Linked DNA regions of Homo sapiens: region 2 is linked to region 1. The links are chromatin loops, found by intact Hi-C in ENCODE. Cell type or tissue: mammary epithelial cell. All regions are shown on one strand. Each heading gives the region's core, and the rest is flanking DNA. Links, peaks and the distances in the headings are about the cores only. Region 1 has its middle 58 kb from the start of ERCC5. Region 2 has its middle 1.8 kb from the start of SLC10A2.

Region 1 (2,915 bases), core at 271-2,770:
AAAATACAAAAAAATAGCCAGGTGTAGTGGCACGCACCTGTAGTCCCAACTACTGGGGTGACTGAAGTGGAAGGATCACTTGACCTGGGAGGTCAAGGCTGTAGGAGTGAGACCCCATCTCAAAAAAAAAAAAAAAAAAAAATCTCACCAATGCCAATCATCTTCTAGCTTATCCGGCAAGTGGTGAAGGTGGGTGAAAACAAGGTGCATGCCCAGGTACACCCCTACAATGATGAAATCAAAAACTCTGACTGAGCTTCCCCCACCATGCTCCCCCATCCCTTACAAACTCCTCTGTACCCCATAAATCCCACACTCAACATTGTCACTGTTCGTGTATATCAGAATCATACCTCTGAAGACCATATAAAGGTTGGGAATCCAATCTCTGGTACTAGGAGCACATTTTTAATTAAGAGCCTGTCTGAATTTGGAGCTATTACACACTGTAGCAATAAAATTAAACACTGTCACTCTCTGTTCTTTAATAGCTGACACACGTCTCATATTCAAAGTCCCCAAACTATAATTTTAAGAAATATCCCCTTAGTCTCTGGCTGTCAAATAAGCTCTGCACAATTTTTCTCACTTCGTCTTCACTTCATAGACTATAACTATGCTTAAAGTGTTAGACTCAAATGGGCATACGTGGCACATAAAGAATATTAAGTGCATGCAAAAATGGTAGCCTGTATCATGCAATCTTGCAAGAACTTGGGAAGGATGGAGCCTAGAGGAATTTGCCCAGGTGGTTCATAGAAGGCCTCTTGGGGAGGTGTTCTTTCCAGAAAGAGGTGCATTTTAGAGATGTGAATCATCAGACACAGCAGATGAAATGAGTGGAGGACACAGTGGAGCAGGTAGGTGGAAGCATCTCCCTTTCGTACCAACGTGCCCCAGTCTCAAATGATGATCTCTGAAGATGGAGACGTAGTGTACAGCCACACAGTGTGTCTCAAAGTCTGGTTCCCAGACCAGGAGCATCAGCATCACCAGGAACTTAGAAACACAAATCTTTGGGCCGCATTCCAAATCACTGAATCAGAAACTCTGGAGTTGGGGTTCAGCAACCTGTGTTTTGACAAAACCTCCAGGTGATTCAGATGCACCCTCAGGTTTGAGAACCACTAGATTACAAGAAATGGAAATCTGACAAGTCCGATCAGACATTTCCTCTTAGGCTGTAAGAAGCAAAACCTCTCTTCCCACCCCAGTGTCCTCTCTGCTTGCTCCCTGTCTTCATTCCCTTACACTGGCATCCTCTTCCCTCTCCTCCCTCGTCACCCCTTCCGCCTCACCACACACCAACGAACACCTGTACGGCGTTCAAAGAACTAGAAACCAGCCCCCATTTCTCCTCTACTTGGAGAATGTATTTTATAACGTGTGCATAGTGCGCAGGCAAGGGGCGGAATTTAAACAATGTCTAATTAAAGAAGACAACACCACACGTTTATCACATTACATTGTTGTGTATTTACCCCTTGCCGCTTTTGATGCATTTGCATATCATCTTTTATAATTCAATTCACTTGCTTAAATCATTTCTTTTATTTTCACTTATTTATCCAGAAGGAAAAGTTCATTTTGCAGATCACTGGGGCCTCCCAGTGGCGATCATCTGTAATTTCATACTCGAATTTTATTCTGGGATCTCTAGGGTAATGGTATCTAAATCCTTAGAATTTCACCTGCTTGGTAGGAGCATGAAATAGAAGCAAAGCAAGCATTTCGTCTAAGAGAGATTGCATCAGCATCCCAGCTGAAATTTCTTCAGATGTTGGCTTTGACTTCTTGCATTTATCAAACTCCGTATTCAGTCATCTGCTTCGTAGAGACGACAATCGGCAGACTTCAGGCTCTGCTGGTCAGCTCAAAATTCAACCAGGAACGAGGACAATAAAGAGACGATCAGAGAAAAACATCTTGTGATTCTTTTCCTCAATAACCTTGGAGTCTCTCCCTCGGGTTTCCATTTCTACCATCCTGCTTTTGAAGTTGTGCCTGTGCCGGGTAGCCATTTCCCACAAGAAGTTTTAAACACAACGTTTTCCCTCCTCTCCATTCTGGAACATTCAGTGGCTGCCTTGCCTCTGCTCTCCTGTGGCAGTCAGCACCGTCCTCTGCACCTCGTGCTCACAGGACAGACTCTGACATCGTGGCAGCTCTCCGAGCCACCCCCCACCACCACCCCTCACCTACCACCCTGCTCCTGCATCAGCTTACATCCTGTCACCTGTCGGAGTCCTCCAGCCAGGGCTTGCAGCTTACTCTGCAATATCGCCCTCCAGGGACAGAGGTGCCTGGCCAACCTCAGGCTAACAGGCACCAAAGGCCATTTCCACTTAGACAAGCACTTTGCTGCCAAAGATATCGGTGTCCTTCCATTCTCCCACTAGGTCCCTACGGCCTGGTCTTTGGCATTGGAAGGCTGTGCTGCCTGAGTCCATGCGGGCCCTCCCGTTGAAAGATTGCTGAAAGGTGGTTTCCAAGAACTGGTGTTCTCACATCACCCCATGGCTTAACTCTGCTGATTCAGGGAGAGTTCCCGCCTAGTAACAGACCTATAAACATCAGCACCGTTCACAGAATATGGCCACAAACAGATCAGATGAGGTTTTAAAGTTCATCCCCACCCCCTTGGCCTTCTCTGCTGAAAAGTCACCAGAGGGCAGCCCGCATTTCATTCATTTCATTCTTCCTGAGCCGTTGCCCAAGCAAAAGAACAGCATTTGCTTCCACCTCAGCATCTCCTTTATATAATACGGTCTTTCGCTTCCCACATTAGTGTTTTAAGATCAACATACACCTTTAAATTAATCGCTCTAATACGTGCTCAATATTCCTTGCAAAGAAAAACTTAGTGAAGTCTTTGCTGGGTATGTATGTGGATTCATAAAATTCTACTCTTGGAG
Region 2 (2,915 bases), core at 193-2,692, 160 kb before region 1:
ATGAACTCATCATTTTGTATGGCTGCATAGTATTCCATGGTGTATATGTGCCACATTTTCTTAATCCAGTCTATCATTGTTGGACATTTGGGCTGGTTCCAAGTCTTTGCTATTGTGAATAGTGCTGCCATAAACTTACGTGTGTATGTGTCTTTATAGCAGCATGATTTATAGTCCTTTGGGTATATACCCAGTAAAATGGGATGGCTGGGTCAAATGGTATTTCTAGTTCTAGATCCCTGAGGAATCGCCACACTGACTTCCACAATGGTTGAACTAGTTTACAGTCCCACCAACAGTGTAAAAGTGTTCCTATTTCTCCACATCCTCTCCAGCACCTGTTGTTTCCTGAGAATGATTTTTATATATTTAGATACTTTCAGTGTCTGGATTTGAATATAGCTGAAGTTAAGGGTACTAATTAATTGTGAATCATTCCGATACTTGAATATAAAACCTCTCAAGCCTAATGTGCAAATTTATGTAAAAACAATGTGAAATTAGAAATGCATTGGCACTTTTTTTTAAGCAGAACTGTAGCACTCTGTCTAGTCAAACAGACTGCTCATTTGCAAGTTGTCTATATGCAAAGCATTCTGCCCCTGGGAGCCTAAAATCTCCTTAGAAAGTCATCTGAAATTTGAGAAGAGCTTTGTTCTGAACCTGCTTTCTGCTCCCTTCACTTTTCTTCCCTGCTTCCAGCACTGTGAGCAAAAAGCCTAAGTATGGATCACACCTGGCCAACCCAGAAGCAGCCATGGCCCAAAACAGGAGGCCTGCCCTGGGAAACCCATTTGAGTTCAAAGGAGGGTGTCTAAATATGCTTGTCTTGAGCCCTGTGCATTGGGCCTTGCACTGCAGCCTTCCAACTTTAAGAGAAATTTCAGAATCCAAATCCTTCCCGCCTGCAGGGCTCAAATTTTCCTTTGCAGATCAGACCTGGTGAAGAGGCTATTTGCCGTTCAATCCTAGGCTAGCTTTCTGCCTTTCACCTAATGTTTGAGGTTAAGAGAAATCAGAAAAGAGAGACCGTAAACTGATCACCACTGCATGGGCATCTGCCTCACCCACCTTTGGGAGTTGGGGGAAGAGCCAGCCACAGGTGCTCAGGTGCAGGTGCCCAGGTGTGAGCGGCTAGGTGCAGATGCTCAGGTGTGGCAGCAGGGAGTGCACTTGGCTCATCTGCCCTGGGGAGGGCCAGCTCCCGACAGAAGTAGGCCAGAGGTCAGTCCCAGGAAATGCTTGGAGCAGCCAGCAGGGTAGGGCCAAGTCATGATACACCTAGGAGTGGGAGGGGAGGCCTCTTTGGATATTACCTGGTTTATCATTTAGCTGTTGGGGTGGGGAAGGAGGTGGGAAAGACAGAAGGCTCTCCCAGGAATTGGCAGGCAGCCAGGTCAGGGACAATGGCAGCCCCCACTTGTGCTAGAAAGGCAGGCAGGACGTGACCACTCAGATAGCCACATCAACAAGTACAAATCACGGTTGCCCTGGAAGGAAATGGCTCAGGTTTTTCCCAGTAGCTCAATGCCTAGGCACCCCCACCTGTGGTTTGGGCATTTCACTCTATTAGCTCTTCTGCTCAGTGGCCCATTCTGCTAGCCACAGCTCACATTTACTCCAGTTATGAAAAAGGTTAATTTTCCCATATTGAGTTTCTCTGCAAAAGCTGCTTTCAGTTGTGACCGGTAAGTTCCGTTGTCACCAATATGGGTACAACTGTTGTCACTCTGCTATTCTGAAGCCATGATACTAAAAGTGTGACCCCAGATCAGTGTCATCGCCATCAACTACAAGCTTGCTAGAAAGAAAACTCTCCCTAGACTTCCAGAATCAGAATTTGCATTTTAACAAGGCCCCCAGGGGAATCCTGTTCACACTGAGTTTTGAGAAGCTCTGTTCTAAGATATTACTCCAATCCCCAGCAAGCCAAACCGACCACTTTCTTCACATAATCAGAACGCTCGGTTCCAGTATTTCCAGATACCAGCCATAGGAAAACACGTTGTTCTCTCATTTCCCTTTAACCTTATCTAAAGCACTCAATTTCCTCAACCCTTAAGTCGTCATCTGTAAAATGGGAGTGCTAATCCTACTTAATTTAAGATGATTAAGTTGAATAATAAATTAGAATTTGTCCTACAAATTGTGAATCATGATCGGAATATTCAATTTTATTATTACTCTGTGTCCTAACTCAATAACTGGGTTATAAACTCCTGAAAACAGGACAATCTCTTCTCTACCTCTTTCTTTATCTTCCCTGTATACTGAAATACAGCGTTCTGCCCAGCATGAGGTCGACTATTTGACATTTACAAAAATCTCTCTTGGAATCCCCCTGCCAAAAAAAAAAAAATCGAATTTCAATTTATGACTCCAAGCACAAAGAGATCCTGTCACTTTGACCTAATTCTCTGAGGTTCATCCCTCTAAATAATTGTATTGTCTCCATCTATAAAGTACTCTGTTACTATGACAACGCACACATAATTGCATGTGTAAGTAGTTGAGGGTGGCTGTGCAAGTCAGACTCCTTTCCACCAGGAAACACAGAAAACATTCTATCTTCCCAAATGTTACTCTCTCAGATTTGCACCAAGACCCTAGAAGTTTCTTAAATTTCCATATACTTTATGGACACTACAAAGCAATTCCAGGAAACACTGATACAGTAGCAAAACTACTGGGAGTGGAAATTGGATGGAGATCTGGGTCCCAGTTCAGAGTCTGACACCTGATTTGCAACATAATTAGGCACAGGGCACTCAACTATTCAGGGCCCTAAACCCTTCTATTGAAAGGGAAATGGGAGAACAATATGTGTTCCTATGGCTCAGTCCCTATAAGATTCTGTACTATTCAGAGTTGATTTTAAGTGTCACTTAACTGAAATTATCCAACAAACCTTCATG

What was found. Hi-C counts contacts between places; a loop is a spot of excess contacts. Peaks named below come from ENCODE experiments on the same cell type or tissue, not always from the same donor. Only the 100,000 strongest peaks of a DNase experiment are listed, where the experiment ranks them.
Region 2: it touches region 1 in a loop (10-fold over the local background); 2 of 110 quality-filtered maps call a loop at or near these places.

Annotation. Positions count from the first base shown.
Region 1 is chr13:102,902,542-102,905,456 of GRCh38, reverse strand. No RefSeq gene overlaps it. Among named protein-coding and RNA genes, the nearest start is that of ERCC5, 58 kb to the right of the region's middle. In mammary epithelial cell, for the core only: a CTCF peak has its summit at 1,604; a DNase peak (open chromatin) is centred at 966; H3K27ac peaks cover 1,138 bases.
Region 2 is chr13:103,066,724-103,069,638 of GRCh38, reverse strand. No RefSeq gene overlaps it. Among named protein-coding and RNA genes, the nearest start is that of SLC10A2, 1.8 kb to the right of the region's middle. In mammary epithelial cell, for the core only: a CTCF peak has its summit at 1,162; no DNase peak of the experiment used is centred there.